Regions from separate parts of the Homo sapiens genome. Here region 2 is linked to region 1. A link is an interaction called in ENCODE POLR2A ChIA-PET data of the cell type or tissue named here. Cell type or tissue: CD4-positive, alpha-beta T cell. All regions are shown on one strand. Each heading gives the region's core, and the rest is flanking DNA. Links, peaks and the distances in the headings are about the cores only.

Region 1 (8,338 bases), core at 116-8,115:
AAGTCTTATAAGTTTGACCTCCTCCATAATTGCTTTAGAGTCTGTTCTCTCTCCTCCACATCTGGCACAGAGTCTGACTCCCGAGTGGCATGTGCAAGGCCTTAACTCTGATCTTTACCTGCACTCTCATCCTCACCTCCCACCCCTGTCCCCCAATCCCTGCTCCAGCCACACATCTGTTCCCCTAGGTTCTCAGGCTTCTTAACTGGGAACAATAGCATCCCCCCATCCTTGAGGACATTTGGAAATGTGGGAGGGGCATTACTTTAGCTGTTGTCATGACTGGGAGTTGCTGCCAGCAATGAGTGGGTGGGGTCTGAGACAGCAAATGTCCTGCAGTGTGTGGGACAATCTACCAGACATGGAAGTGTCCTATCCAGAATTGCAGGTAGCCACCCTGCTGAAAAACAGAACATGCTGTTTCATGCCTCTGCCCTTTGCACCTCCCTTTGTCTGAGATGTCTCTCCTCAGTCTTCTCTGCCTGGGAAATTCCTACATGTTCTTTGAGTTCCAGCTTAAAAATGCCACTGTCTCTCCGAAGCCTCCTGTACCCATTTTGCACACTGAGGTTAATTGGTCCCAGGGTACTTATACCTCCCATGGGCCACTTTGAGTGTGTATTTTCCTGGCTTTGTCCTCCCAGTACCTAGCATGGTTTGGCAGGTAGTAGGTGGGCAATAAACTAGAGGGTGGCATGGCTTAAAGAAATGCCACCAAGAGCCCCTCAGCTCTGCAGTTCTTGGATTAGGCTTTCCTTGTTATACTTCAATTCTATCTTCTCCTTCTTCCCCTGCCCCCTCTTTTCCTTTCTCAATTGCAGCCTTTCTAACTCCAGCATGCGCTTCTTCATTACTACAGATTGGCTATCTTCCATAGTTACAGTCATCTGCGGTTCCTCGAGATATCTAAGAATTGAAATAGATCTTGGCCATCTTTGCTCCTGAGGTGTGATTGCAGTAGTTACAGCTCCCGTTTCCAAGGCAACAGCCTTCTGGTTATGAGTAGAGTGCTTCTCTTAGTGGATCTCCATTAGGAGAGAGGAGCCTTACTGCTCCTATCTCCATATTCAAACTTTCCCTGCTTTATTGCTTATTTATAAAAGGCCAGTTTACACTGGAACAGGGCAGGGATAAAATGTTACTCTGCTCTGGCAGTTAAAAAACTTTTTTGAAGCATACTATACATGTGGAAGAGAGCACATTTAATAAGTATATATCTTCATGAATACACTCTATGAGTAGCAACCAGATCAAAAACAAAAACAAAAACACATTACCAGCACCCCAAAGCTTAATGGCTTTTCATGGAAATGTTGGACTTTTTTTGAGTATGCATTTCTTATTTTATCTGAGTCATATTTTTCCCCAAACCAGCTGTAATCTAAGGTTCCACGAGATACATCCTGATTTAAGAACGCTGAGCAATCAACACACAGATTAGATAGGTAGCTTTAGATCATTACAATTTAAAAAAACATTTTAAAACATGATTTCCCCAGTGTTAGGGAGGCATCTTAGGGATGAAAGCCTCCAGTCTGATGGATTCCCAGTTCTGCGGAGTGAAGGCAGGGCATATGAGGAAGGTCTCAGTCCAGGCTGATTCCTTAAGCCCATGAAAAGCAGATGCATGCAGACATACAGACCCCCTCCTTATCCCATTCACCGCATTCTTCCATTTTAAAAAAGTCACCTGGGTATCGGCTGGTGCAAGTGGAATCAGCTTTTGGAATCAGATCATTCCAGAGTGAATCGCATCTCTGTCATCCACGCCATGTGACTACAATTCCTTTCCTCTCTGGATTTTAATTTCCTCACCTATAAAATGGGAACAGTATACTTCTCTTGCAGACTTAAAGTGAGGAATAAATGAGATAACGAATGTGAAGAATGCCAGCATTGTGCTTGGTTCACAGAAAGTCACAAAAAATGATAGTTTCTCTCTTTTCTTACCCAAAGTTGGAAATTGTCAGAGCCTTCATCACATTGTTCTTGGATAACTTGTCATCTCTTTGCCTCCTATTTCCCGTGCCCCAGTGCATCTCAGATGCTTCTTTCTCCAGATTTATCTTCCTGAACCACTCTTTCTACCTTTGCTATTAACAAGACTGATAGATTTTCATGGCACATGTGCTGAAGCTGGGCATAGAAGGGCTTCATAGATCAGCTCCACAGCTTCTGGGGTATCCCTCACCTTATCCTTCCCATTGTGATGCCCTTGGGCCATGGTGAAGGAGGTAGTTGGCCATGCTGTGCCCTTCTTTTTCTATTGTAAAACCTGTGCTGAGTTCCTCAGCCTTGCCACAATCTAAGACATTTGGCTCCTTCCTGGAGATCCCATTCTGGATCCAAGGATTTAAGGAGCTCCAGCCTGACCCTGAAACTCTGTGTCAAGTCAGGTCTGGCCTTGCCTTTGTGTCCCTTGTTGGGAGACTGGGCTTTGGCTTTGTTCCCAAGTTGTGATTTCTACCTTGACCCTGATTCTGGTGACTTTCTCAGTTCCTGCCTTGGTGTCTTACCCCGACCCCAGCTCCTCTGGAATGGCTTCTTCCCTTGGACAGTCAGCACGGAGAGACAGTCTTCCCTCCACTCCTGGTGCTTTGTCTTGGACAACCCTACTCTAGCATTGAAACAGCTGCTTACTTAGATAACCAGCATTATCTGGAGCCATTGTTTTCAGATACCCTGTCTCATGGAGCAAGTGCCTCTTAGTACCACAGCATGTCATTTCAGCATGAATTGATTGGGTACACTTATTTGGAACTTGGCTATCTGGCCTTTTACCTATCTAGAACGTGGTGGAGAATCAAGAAACATTAAAAAATGGAGCCAAACATAGATGTGGCAAAGTCTAAGGATCATATTTTTTCCTCTTAGGAGAAGGCCTTAGGCCCTCAGAGGCAGGTACTCTTACTTTAGACACATGGCTAATTGGCTTTTACGTGCACAATAAATTAGCAACAGCCAATTGTTCACAATAGGGAGAAATGACAACCTATTAGAAAGGTGGAGGAGGATGGGAAAAATGATAAATGCATAAAGGAGCTGAAAAATTACATTAAAGATTCTGGAGTGATTTTAGCATTTTAAAAGACACTGAGAGCATCCTTGAAATACAGAATGTGCATGATGGCGACCCTTAGTCATCTGCAAAATGTCCTTATAATTTTCTCAAGATGGTAAGGAAGAATGCTACTATACATTTTAAGATGTCTACCTAAAATAGCTAGAATAAAAAGATTTCCATGTTTATTCAGGCTAAACCTTTATTCCCTTTATTCATTCATTCATCTAATATTTAATGAATGCCTTGATGTGGCATTGTTCTAGGTGCTGAGAATATGTTACAGAGCAAAACAGACAAAATCCCTGTCCTTTTGGATATTAATCTAGAAGACTGGGCTTTTCAGAGAAAGTAATTCTCCATGACCTGAGACGGTCAAGCTTTTTGCCTTTATTATTTTTAACAGACCGTATAGGACATTTTTCTATATTGTGAATAGAAGATTAAATGGAAGAGATTATTTCTCAGATGCTCAAAACTGACTCTATGAATGTCATAAAACACATTGAAAGCCTCTGAGGTGCTTGACTTACTTAGAGTATTTCATTTTTCATCGCAACAGGTAGTAGGAAGTGCGGTTTGTTTTTTGCTGGTGGGGAAATGGCAGAATAGAAAGGTGCAATGACTTGCCTGAGGTTATACAGAGTTTAGTGACACTCTTGCATGCCCATACTAGATGATTTCTCATTTCCAAGGTCAAGTCTTTTGGTTAGGGACTGTCATTCAGTTCGTGTAAAGAAAAAGGGAGGAAAATGCCAAAATTTTAAATATAAAGGGTGAAAAATTGAGTGATTTAATGTTTGTGTAATTAGTCCTAAAATGAATTCCTCATCTGTGGTTTTCTGGGTCAGACAGCAGACTTGAGATCTGTTTGTATATTAGTGGCTTAACTGGCTCTCTTAAGGATGTAATTTCAACTGTAATTTTCCATTTTTCCCCCTTTCCTCTGGCATCCTTATAGAAAGTTCTTAGCTGTTATTTGAGGCTTTCTAAAAATTATCAAAATGAAGTAGCTACTGAGCTTTTATTTTGGTCCTTAATCAGAAAGGACTGAAAATGATGGTTCTTGGTGGCGAATTCTTTAGATAGTCTTCACCTCCAGCTGAACCCCTGAAAGACTATGAGTTCCAGCCTGGCCAGGCGGCTACCTCTCCTCCAATAGGTTCTGCTTGCATGAGCAATCATTTTCCCACGAAAGCACAACGCCTTCATGTACAGCTTTCCTTTTACCTGGTATTCAGTTTGTGACGTTCTGCTTGGAGAGTGAGCATTTGATTTATTATTTTTACTGAAGGTCATTTTTATATAGGGCTATGTCATATGCTTTACATTTTAGCCCTTGGAGGATGTGACAAAAGGCTTTTACTACTCGATTTCAATTTGTGAAAACATAGGTTTTTCGGATTAGAACTCTTATGTCATACTGCTAATAAAGCCAAAGGGTTGAAATATTATTAAAAACGTTCCTTTTTGTCTCTCTTTTTAACATCATGGAATTATGTGCTTTTTCAAGTGTTAAAGGAAAGTGATACCCATTGGTTTGCAGTATTTTCATGGTAACATTTAATATGCTTTGTTCATAAATGGTCTCAATTATAATGATCTCTGCATATGAGAAACTCTACACTTAGGAGATAGAGAATCATGAAACAAAATGTTCTGTCATTTTTATTAGACAAGGCAGAGACAGTAAAGAAAAAAAAGAGGTAGCCCACAACTTCATTTTTAAAAAGCTGTTACTGGCCGGGCATGGTGGCTCACACCTGTAATCCCAGCACTTTGGGAGGCTGAGACAGGCAGATCACTTGAGGTCAAGAGTTCGAGACCAGCCTGGCCAACATGGTGAAACCCTGTCTCTACTAAAAATTCAAAAAATTAGCTGGTGCTGTGACGCACCCCTATAGTCCCAGCTATTCGGGAGGCTGAGGCAGGAGAATCACTTGAACCCAGGAGGCAGAGGTTGCAGTGAGCTGAGATCATGCCACTGCACTTCAGCCTGGCTGACAGAGGAAGACTCTGTCTCCCCACCCCCTCCCCACCAAAAAAAAAAAAAAAGAAAAAAAGTGCTGTTACTTAAGGAAGTACGTTAGCATTTCTCTGTCTAAAATAAGAAAAAGCTACCTGGCATGTGGAATGGGCTCATGATGTCTTTGCACTTATTTGAATTTTTGGCTAGAGTGGGATTCAGGGTTGATGTTGGACAGAATATTTCTATGAGGACGGAATTCTGTGGGAGGTTTACTGGGTTTTCTCAGTGTGCCCAAGATGCTGCTGACTCTTTTACTGTCCTTGTCATTGAGCCAACTATCGTTTTTATTTTGTAAATGGCAATGACCATTAAAAAATTGAGAACTTTTAGTGTCTTTTAAAAGAAAACCATATAATTTTTAAGGAGCCTATAAAAGCTGACCTGGTAACTTTGACCTAAGTATTTTGTCCATTTTGTCAGGGATATAGAGTCATGGGTTTTGATTTCTTGAACTTGGGAAATGTTATTTTCTAATCACCCTCAGGAGTCTGGAAAAGGTTAAAGAAAGGTTCCCATATTATAAATGATGTGAAGGATTCTAGTGCCCAGGAGCATCCTGCCATCTCTGGCTAGAGACAGAGATGGGGAAGACAAGACTAGCCCTTTACTGGATGGGTGCTAGAGCCGAAGACTTTCTCCTTCTGTGAGGATGCCCTGAGGGAAAGGGAGGAAATCCACCCCATGTTATGAACTATTTGTTGCAGCTCTGACTTCAAGGATTGTGAAAAATGATACTAAAAACTCAAAAACGTTGATGCTATCATCAAACTCTGACAGTGCCTGCTGAAAACATGCTGGGAAATTCCTTTCAAGAAATCCAGGATGCTTTCTGCGTAAGGAATGGCTATCAAAACAAAAGATAGCGGTTGAATTCAAAGTGCTTCAAGAGAGGTATTAGTCGGGATACTTATTTGGTCAAAATTAGAACACAGAAGTTTATTTTACTCTCATCTATAATGGTCTGAGCATAAACAAACCAAGACTGAGAAGATGACTCCATGATGTTGGGGATAAAGTTTTCTTTTATTACTATGCCATCTCTACCACATAGCTTCTATCTTTCAGCTAAGATAGTTGCTCCATCTTCTATCACTATGGGAAAAGGAAGTAGGAAAGAGGAGGGCAGGCTCCTTTCTTTTCCTTTTCCTTTTTCTTTTCTTTTTAAAATAAGAAACATGATCTCACTATGTTGCCCAGGCTGGTCTCAAGCTCCTAGGCTCGAGTGATCCTCCTGCCTCAGCCTCAGGTGTAGCTGGGACTACAGATGCATACCACTGTACCGGGCTTCTGGCCTCCTTTCTTTTAAGAACATGACCTGGAAGTTGAAAACATCTTATTCCGTTAGCCAGAATCAATCACATAATTAATTTTCTACAAGGCAGGCTGGGAAATGTAATCTTTAGGGAGGCAGCCATGTGCCTAGCTAAGGCTTCTGTTACTATAGAGGAGAGAGAAGATGGATCCTGGGGAGACAGCTAGGAGCCTCTGCTACACCGGAATAGTGACATTTGCCCTTCAGTGTTCCTGTACTGCTGTGGCTTTCAGGCAAATTCAAACTTGACACCTTTTTTTTTCTTTTTCTTATTAATACAGTATTTGTCTTTCCTCTATCAAACCCTGAGCCAACCATGTTCCCCAGGCCATCTGGGGAGGTGCAGGAAAAGAAACATACAGGGCTGACAAGACATGGGAGAAAGAAATATGGGAGGTGGAGACAGCTGCTTCACATGGGGAAGAGGATGAGAAAGGCCACCATCAGGCAAAAGAGCCCCATGGTTTCCTAGAGGGTAAAGCCTAGAATGGTGTAGGAGAAGAGCTGTTGTTTCAGAGAAGGGTTCCTGGCATAATCAATGATGAGGCTCCCAAACACAGTCGCAATCCCAGCCCCAGAGCCCGCCACCCCAACTGTGGCGCCCCAGCCCCAATGAACTTGGCTGTTGTGTCGATGTCCCTTGAAATGGCGCTGCTTTCCAAGCTGCGGCCAGGGACAAGTGAGGTAAGGGGACGTGAGACTACCAAGCTGCTGAGGTTCTCACCTGTCAGTGTCTCTGGTCATTTCAGCACCACTGCAGGTAGCAGATGGCTTAGCAGCTGTGAGGCGCTCTTGACCAAGGAGGGAGTGGAGACGAACTTGGAGCAGGTGTACATTTTCAGGGGGTGAGGGGCTGTGGCAGGAGAGCTGGGCCCAGTGCAGGGAAGACACAACACCTTTTAAAGAGGCATTATTATTCACAGACAGCACCAGAGCATATCATGCAATATGATATCTTGCTTAATGTATTGTTTAGATATCCATGTTAGGAAAGTAAATTTTGAATGTATTGCTAACGTTTTTTGTTTTTGTTTTTGTTTTTTTAAAAGAATCTCACTGTGTTTCCCAGGCTGGAGTGCAGTGGCGTGATCTCGGCTTACTGCAACCTCTGCCTCCTGGGTTAAAGCGATTCTCCTGTCTCAGCCTCCCAAGTAACTGGAATTACAGGTGTGCTCCACCATGCCTGGCTAATTTTTAATATTTTTATTAGAGACAGGGTTTCACCATATTGGGCAGATTAGTCTTGAACTCCTGGCCTCAAGTGATCCACCCGCCTCGGTCTTCCAAAGTGCTGGGATTACAGGCATGAGCCACCATGCCTGACCTGTCAATCTTAACTTAAAAGCAACTGTAGTTTCTTCAAACATTCTTCTGTGGAAAGAATGCACTCATTTTGGTAGGTTGAAATTTTTACGTGGAATTTCCGTTAGCACAAATCCATATGCCTTAAAATGAGAAAAGGCTTCAGAAAGGGCACCCACTAGGGGGTAGGTCAAAATTGTTCATTCTGGATGGGAATTTGATTCTGGAGTTGTCAGTGGCCAGTAAATAGAGTTCACTTCATGATGTTGACTCTAGGAGTGGAGCCAAAACACTACAACCTCATTTATAACTTCCCCACCTCTGTGGGGAATCATATTAATAAGTAATTTTAGGGCCTGGGTTCTAAGATAATTTTATTAAAATAAAAAGCTGTCTCTTGTTTCTCTACAGGAAGATACTGCCAGAAAGCTCTGCCATTTATTCTTTCTGGCTACTTCCTGTCTGGATTTTGTTTATTGCTCTCTGCCCAGAGTGCTGTATCAGAGGGAACTACCGTATGGCTAGGAAGATTTGTTTGTATAACAGTGTGCGAATATTTTGTCCTGGCTGGTAGGAAGTAAGCTGTTTCTCATAGACTCTTATTGTAAAGCCTAGCACATATCATACATTACAG
Region 2 (8,338 bases), core at 174-8,173, 54 kb after region 1:
TGTGGATTACTGGATAGCATGAATTATGGAGGAAATATTGCTGCTCTTCCTAAGTGAGAGACCTTTAGGGTGAAATGACTCATTTCCTCTGTTGAATGGAAGCACCATTCTTACATATTACTTCCACATTAGGACACTAATATTTGAAAACTATACCAGACTGCATTTTGAATGACGACTTTGTACCCAGTATCTTCACATGAGTTACTCTTTTGATCCTCACAAGCCTCCAGAAGAGGTAGGTGATGTCTTCTTGGTTTTACTAAGACAGGCATCCAGGGCATAGTTGGAGCCAGCAAGGGGCAGAGCAAGTCCTTGAACCCCGATTGGTTTGACTTTAAATTTTGTGTTCTTTCCTCTACATCACAGCTGCTTGGAAGAGAACTGCCAGATGCTGCTGTTAATCAAGGTTGTGAAGTTGCATACAAATTGAGAAGGAAAGGAGGAGGAAACAGCATCATAAATTTTGGCACAAAAGTGTAAAGCTTTTAAAGACCCTCAATATGTCACTGCTCCTAGCTAAGTTTGTTGCCACATAATTAGGCCGAAAGTCCTAATTGCAGGTTGATTTTTAAACCTACATGACCCTGTGCCAGCAGGATTTATGCTGAGACATTTACTTTAATTAAATGGCTACTTAGTGACAGGGCTTAAATATATATCATTTAAAGAGCCAGATAGTTTTTTTTCAGATACTCGGTCGATCAAGAACACATTTCATCCTTATTAACAATACATAGTATTCAACTAGAAATATTTGATTTGATTTCATTTAATTGAAGCCATTTGAGGTCATCAAAAATTATTTGCGGAGATTTTCTCTAATCTGTGGTTTCAGGGATGGGAAAATTGGAAACACATGGATTTACTACCTCACACTCTCCCACTTCAAATGTTACACTGAGGCATTGGTACCTTCTAACCCCCTGCACTGAGAGAACCTCATGCGGCCAAAACCTTTGGTTTCTGAAGCCTAGCCAATGACATGCAAAATAGCCTTTTCTCTACCAAAAGCAAGAAAAATCTTCAGTTGAAAAATTGGGCTAATGTTGTTCAGTAAACAGTATGAATTAAAACTAGTTCAATTTGGCTTAGATTTTATACATCATCTCAACACAGAAGATTCTGATGCAAAGTGAAAAATGAAGCATATACTTGCTTTAAAAATACAGCTGTTCTGGCCTGGCATGGTGGCTGACTCCTGTAATCCCAGCACTTTGGGAGGCTGAGCCGGGAGGATCATGTGAGGCCAGGAGTTCGAGACCAGCCTGGCCAACATGGCAAAACCCTGTCTCTACTAAAAATACAAATACTAGCCAGGTATGGTGGTGTGCGTATAATCCCAGCTACTCGGGAGGCTGAGGCATGAGAATCACTTGAACCCTGGAGGCAGAGGTTGTAGTGAGTGGAAATTGTGCCACTGCATTCTAGCCTGGGTGACAGAGTGAGACTCTGTCTCAAAAAAAACAAAACAAAAACAAAAAAATCCAGCTGTTCTTCTAGTCCCAGAATTCCAGTTTGGCCTGCCTTGGAGCATCTATTTGGGAACAGGCATATGTGACCTTCCAATTCAAGACTTTGCTTCTGTTGTTGCTGCTGGGATTGGCAGGCTTCTGTGTTCTAATTACTCTTTTAAAATTCCATTTAAAATGCAATTTCATGTAAATGTGTGTTTTCACATTTAGTTTTTATAGCATTTCTTTTCTTTCCCAACTATATCAGTGATAGGTATTAACTGTAAGATGTGGTATATACAGATGAGCAAAAGAAAAAAGGAGAAAATAACTTGTAATCTAATCACTAAGACATAAATACTACTGACTTGGTCTTTTTTCTCTTACTCTTCCTCTTTATGTATGTATGTACATATTTACTTAAAATATAGACTTGCTATCTCATTGTATATGTTACTTAATGCAACAAAATTCTTTTTGCATGTTTGCCAGGTGCCAGACACTAGGCTAGGCCTTGGATATAGTTTTGTTTACTGTTTTTTTTAAATTGTCACTTAATGCTATATGATAAATATTTCTCCAAGTCTTTAAAAATTATTTGAAATGACATTTTTAATAGCTGCATAATATCCCATCATTTTGATGTGCCATATTTTATTATGTCCCTGAGATTGGACAATTAAGAAGCTTTTGGTTTTTTTTCTATAATAACCAACACCCTAATATACACCCTGAACATAAATCTTTGTGCTCATCTCTGATCATTTCCTTATAGTAATTTCCCACAAAAATTATGGGGGTAAAGAATATGAAAATAGCTATAGCTTATCTGAGGTTGCTTTTCAGTTGCTACCTTCATCTTATTCTTTCTTTGTCTCCAAAGTGACTTGATTGCCTTAAAGTGATTCTAAAATTCACATAGCATTAGAGAAACCTAGACTATGCTTTAGAAAACAGTCTATCTTCCCAAAGATACATATACCCTCTTAAAGGTGCTGTAGTATTGCCAAGATACATACACATATAATATCTTAAAGTTGCTGTATGTACCTTTTTAAAAAGAGAAAGAGTTCTAAGCTTGTTTACTTAGAAGGTCTAATAAATCAGATCATTAAAAGTGTGAGAATTGCCTGTTTATGAAAACGTGCAGTTGGTTCAAACTGGCTATATAAATCGGCCAGATTGTATGAGCCAGTCTACAGGAGCTTAGCAGTGTACAGGTCCAATTCCATTATTTGCTCAATAATAGTTTTATGCTTAGGCTCAGCGTATGAGGCTGATAATTGTGGCATGATAAGACTGCACAGTGCTCAAGTGTATAATGAGCAATGCTTAGCTGGAAGAGAGAAAATATTTATCAGTGCTTTGCTAATGAGATGTTTTTTATATCATCTAATGAGTTGGTTTTATTTTAGGTAAGGTTAAATGTGTTTAATATGTTTCATAGAGATCTTGAAATAACATGTGCTGAAATAAATTAGAAAAAAAATCAGAAAAATTCCAAGTGGGCTCTCTGGAGTAATCACCTCGTAGATATTATTTTGAAAACCAGAAAACTGGTTGGAAGATGATATGCCAAAAATAACATTGTCTACATTAAACAGACTTACTTTATAGACCGCTTGTGTAACAAGATGTATAATGCTCTCCTTTGAGAACTTCTCCTTCCTTCAGGCTAACCTTGTTTGGGTGATATACCAGACTGTGTTAGAGGGGTCATAGCTCGCTGGGTGGCTAAGCCCCTATATGTGTGAGGTAGAAGTCTTGTAGAGTCAAAATTACTCTTGAAAATCTCTTTGGAAGGTGCCACCATGGAGGCCTGTATACTATCCCTTGTGGAGGCCAACACAGCCACTTTGGCCTGCAGAGTTGGAGCCGCATTGCTGTTTCTTTGAGCACCAGATAAGAAGTTGGCTTGCATTTAGGGGCCAACTTGTATGAAAAATATGTTTCTTTAAACACTAGAATCCCAGTCAGCTCTGTGAGATGTTCACACTGTGAAAAGCTTTCTGGAATGAGATGCAGAGGAAGCTGTGGGGTCGTGTTTCCTTTTTTCTCTCTCACCGTGGGCATGTGATCACCGAGTTCCTGATTGAAGTGTGTGTTTGTGTGTGTACGTGTCCACCTCCCTTCCTTGTGGGTGTTAACTGAATTCTTTTGAGCAAAAACATGTCTGACATGACACCACTGCAGTTGCTGTGATGCAGAATTTTTACTCATGTAGAAGTTCTTCTGTGAGAGCCTGCAATAACCTTTTTGGTTAATACTCCCTATAAAAGGAGAGTGGAAGAGGCAGGGTGAACAAATGTGTTATTTTGAATGAATGTGAATGAATCATGAGCAGAGATTTATTGAGGGCCTACTATGTGCTAGCAGTTAGGGATATAGTGGTGACCACAGTGACCGAATCCCTGCCCTTCTAAAACTTATGGTCTTGGTAGATTCCTGAGAATTTGCCTTTGTCTAGGCAACAATGGACTGACTAGATAACCATTAAATACATAGGGGTTCAAATATTTAGTGCAGAAGCATTTTGGGTTCTCGAATAGGGACTGTGTGATACAAGTGGTTTCTTTGAAAATTATCCATGATCTAAGCTCACACACTTACTGGCTCATAAAAGCCAGTTTCAGAGGCCAGATGACTTTCGTGTTTGGTGCCAGTGTGCTCCCACTGGATCCCTATCTGCCTGGTTGCAAACTCTTGGCTCTAGTACTGCCTGATCTCTAGCATACTTTGATCCACCAGAAAGTCCCTCCTTGTTCCAGTTCCAAAACTCTAGCTCTGCAATATCTCCTCTCCTTCCCCCAAAGTGGTGCTGTGGGGTGTGTGTGTGTGTGTGTGTGTGAGAGAGAGAGAGACTGAGAGAGAGAGAGAGGCTCAGTGAAGGGAATTCCCGTGCATGAGCTTACTGTTGATTACTAGCCCTTCATCACCGGAGTGTTGGTCACAAACCTGAGGAGGGCAAAGTGATTGGAGTCCCGAGGTGCTTGTGTTCCTTTGGCTCTGTTGGTCTGGATCTGTCGATCACCTTTCTTGGGGCTTCTTTGTGCTGCGTCGTCTCCTGCTTGCTGCCCCCCACTATTCCTCTTCTCTGAGTTATGGTTTATAACCTGCTGCATCTCCTAATGAACACCTGGAACCTCCAAGTTGGGAAAAGAAGGAGCATCTCATGGTGCCTGGGGCAGCAGGATGGTGTGGCCCTGACTTGGCCCAAGATTCTTGTGCCCCTCGAGGTGGTACCCCTGAGAAATGTACTCATGGGATTAGCGTGATTTCACAGATGGTTAATTTTTTTAAGTTAGTTAACTAAAGACATTATTTTTCCATTGAAATGAACATGGATATCTTAAGGCAGCACTAGACTGTAAAATTCATGTGAATGTTAAGTTAAAAACGTATTTTTCAGGCAGACATGTAGGGAAAGACGTTCACTCTTGTCTTCTGTTACAGGTACTTTGGTGGAAGTACCTGGTTGATCCTGGCTCCTTGGCTAAGTTATTGAAATTTTCTGCAGAATGGGGATAGTTGGAGGATTCACTGGGATATGCAGAAAACACTGAGTGTGTGTTACTTGCCATCTCTTCCTGCTCCCCATTTCCCCACAACATCCCTGGGTTGTCTCTCACCCTGGAGGTATCCTGCTCCCTGTGTCACTGCTTCTGTGGCAGGAACTATGCCTTCCCTGCCCACGTGTGCTGGTGATGCTGCTCCTGGGTGTCCTTGGATCTGCCCAAAGGGCAACTCCTGTGATCTCCCAGAATATTGAGGGTGCAGGACCAAGGAGTCCTTAGAGAGCAGCTGCAGCCTAGGTCATGGCATAGGGGTGGGTGGGATATGATTAGAGAAGAGGCAGGGGGTCCTCCTGGCCCGCTGCCTTTTCTCGGCATGCAGGTGCACAGTGGCGTCTACATACTATGAGGGAGTGTGTGATCCCCAGGTAAACCCCACTGATGGAGCAGGACAGGACTAGCTTCTAGACACCCCCTCTCCAATACCACCAAACAGAGCACATCCTGCCCCACATGGATGCCTCTGCCCCATCAAAGGTGGCAGGAGGACATTTGCCTCTCCAGCCTCTCATTCACTGTGCTCAGTTTCTGTTTCTGACCCCCTTTGAAGCTGCCTCTCTCCATAAGGGAGGAATGATATCTGAGCCGAAGGAGGATGACACATGCCATTCCAGTCCACAACCCGTGGCCCCCTAATCTCTCCAAGACAAGATGTTCCAACAGGTGGGGGTGATCCTTCTCTCTTAAGGCCTGCCTTGCATGAGGACAATTTGCTTCCTTCCTAATCTCTGGAAGAAGGTGTTAGAGTCAGATAGGCATTGGCCTTAAGGAACATTTATTTCTGAGTGTACCAAGTGTGTCTTTGATGCTTTCCCAGAGGAACCAGCTCAGTGTAATGGGAACAGAACAAGCTTTGGCGTCAGAGAAATCTTGGTCTGGATGGGACCTCAGCCCCTCACTAGCTTTATAACATCAGTCAGGTTACTTACATTACTGAGCCTTGGTTTTCTCATCTGTAAACGGAAGATGTTAATCGTAACTCACTGTTAGGGGTGAAGAGGAAGCAATATAATGTATGAAAAGTGCTTGCCATACAGTAGTAGCTCAATAAGTGCTTCTCAACACATCTCAAGCCCAGCATTGGATTCAAGACAGTCCTTCTTAGGAGGCCTCAAATCACATTTGTTTTCTTTCTTTGTCTCCATTCGAAACACCCAACTTCCTCTTGCTGCTGTTCTTTTTTTAGGAGTCAAGAAAAAACAACCTAAGTAAACATTCTCCACTAAGGTGTGACTGAAAGATAGTCTCCTCACTCACTCAGAGGTGATTTCAACAGGGGAAACTTTAACTCAAAGGAATTTCTGTAAGACGTCTCTTAGGTAGTAGGAGTGGATTCCTGTGGTCTCTGTGCGGTTCCTGGCTTTGCCCATATTCCCCCAAGTGAGGTCTCCAAGTACCCAGTCCCCAGCAGCCCTCAACTTCTAGCCGCAGTCATATCTTCACTCCCTGTTAGGCTAAACCCTCATCTGATTCTTTGCTCCCCTGACTCACAAGACAATCTTGTGCTGTGTGCTGATACAGCATGCTTATCTGTCCATCTTAGAGAACTTAGAAGCAATGTGCTTTAGCTTTTCATGACAATTTCCATAAACTATCCTAGTTCTTAGAGGAAAATGAAGTAGTTAAATGAAAGACCAATCAACCAATGTTTAATTCTTGATGAAATTAAAAGTTAACTGATGACATAACTGGTGGATCATCCAGATTTCTCCTAAACTGGAACGGCAAATGGGCCAGCTGTTATTGACTGGTAATGATTGCCTGGACTGCTTGAGTGCTGAGGAAGAGTCTAAGGTTGTGCTTATTCAAGATGGAAAAGAGTATCATGCTTGATTAGTGATGTCTGCTAAAGGCACAGGAATGGATGTGGCAGCTCTGACTACATATTTGTCAGGCCTTTCTCCGACTCCCATCCCACCATTTCTCTGTTCATTTGCACTCCCACTTGAGAGCAGTTGGGGAATTGAAAGTGTTTTCAAGCCAGGTTTACTCTGGTAAATGATTTAGCAGGGCTGAAGCAGGATGCCAACTAAAACTTGTTTTTCATGATTATCTATAGATTTTATATTTATCCTATTCTTGGTGTACATTCACATAATTAAGAGTTGCTATGAAGTCAGAGTTTTTTTATCTCAAGGCTCATAAACAGCATCAGGATTTGGTCTATTCGAAGAAACTACTCAGAACGTCTTGTCTTTTCATCTCTGAACAGCCATGAGAATGTGAACTGTAGGCAAGGAAATGAATTGCATTCATGAATCACTTGAGCGGCACAAAGCAAAGCTTAGAGCTACCTCTAATAGTCTTGCCTGTTATATCCCCTTTGCCTTTATTCTAAATGCCTATTTTCCAGATAGCCTAATGGATGAATCACACTATGTTCTGAGAGAGGCAGACAAATAGCCTGGAGAAAATGGGGCACTTACATGGGATTTCAGGTTATTCTTCTCCAAGCTTACCATTAGAACCCATGTGAAAGCATTAAAGAGAAAGCTATTCTTTTTTTTATTTTTTATTTTTTATTTTTTTGAGACAGAGTCTCGCTCTGTCGCCCAGCCTGCAGTGCAGTGGTACAATCTCGGCTCACTGCAAGCTCTGCCTCCCAGGTTCACACCATTCTCCTGCCTCAGCCTCCCGAGTAGCTGGGACTATAGGCGCCCACCACCACGCTCGGCTAATTTTTTGTATTTTTAGTAGAGACGGGGTTTCACCATGTTAGCCAGAATGGTCTCAATCTCCTGACCTCGTGATCTGCCCTCCTCGGCCTCCCAAAGTGCTGGGATTGGGATTACAGGTGTGAGCCACACTGCTTCTGGCCAAGAAAGCTATTCTTGAAAAATAAGATACCTGGTGTGTGGCACAGCTTACCATTGCCCACTTACCTCTCTCACTGGGAACTGAACCACCTGGATATTAGAAGTTGAAGGGCTAATTGCTCTTTCTAGAAGTTTTGCTTATTATCTTCCATTCTTCCCTTAAGGTGGAAGGAGAGGTGAGTGGATCATCATATAAGCCTTCTGAGAACTAAGAAGAAACTACCAGCCCCTTCTCTGGCCTCCACTTTGTTCTTGCACTATTGGGGCGCGTGGGGGTTGTCACCTGGTATCAAGCATTCTCCACTAGGGCACCTATAGGCAGGTTGAGGTCACGCTTTTGTTTTGAGAGTCTTCTGTGGAGTTACTTAGAAGATGTCTAAAATACGTAACAAATCTCAGACCTCTCTTTGAGCATTGACAGTAACATATTTAGAAAGTTCGAGGAAAGTGATTTTTTAAAAGTTCATCAATACTATGTAATACTACGATAAAACCA

The links. Peaks named below come from ENCODE experiments on the same cell type or tissue, not always from the same donor. Only the 100,000 strongest peaks of a DNase experiment are listed, where the experiment ranks them.
Region 2: POLR2A ChIA-PET joins it to region 1 with 10 read pairs; 12 of 35 experiments call an interaction of 5 or more read pairs at or near these places.

Annotation. Positions count from the first base shown.
Region 1 is chr2:197,262,011-197,270,348 of GRCh38, reverse strand. The region is part of intron 1 of ANKRD44 (ankyrin repeat domain 44); the gene reads left to right. All of the region lies in intron 5 of ANKRD44-IT1 (ANKRD44 intronic transcript 1), which reads left to right. It also overlaps the pseudogene ATP5MC2P3. Among named protein-coding and RNA genes, the nearest start is that of ANKRD44-IT1, 36 kb to the left of the region's middle. In CD4-positive, alpha-beta T cell, for the core only: no CTCF peak of the experiment used is centred there; DNase peaks (open chromatin) are centred at 968, 3,658, 4,228, 5,108 and 2 weaker places; H3K27ac peaks cover 7,380 bases.
Region 2 is chr2:197,208,017-197,216,354 of GRCh38, reverse strand. The region is part of intron 1 of ANKRD44 (ankyrin repeat domain 44); the gene reads left to right. Among named protein-coding and RNA genes, the nearest start is that of ANKRD44-AS1, 14 kb to the right of the region's middle. RefSeq lists a silencer at 303-352 and an enhancer at 3,324-3,563. In CD4-positive, alpha-beta T cell, for the core only: no CTCF peak of the experiment used is centred there; DNase peaks (open chromatin) are centred at 3,544, 4,344, 6,414, 8,134 and 2 weaker places; H3K4me3 peaks cover 1,744 bases; H3K27ac peaks cover 7,674 bases.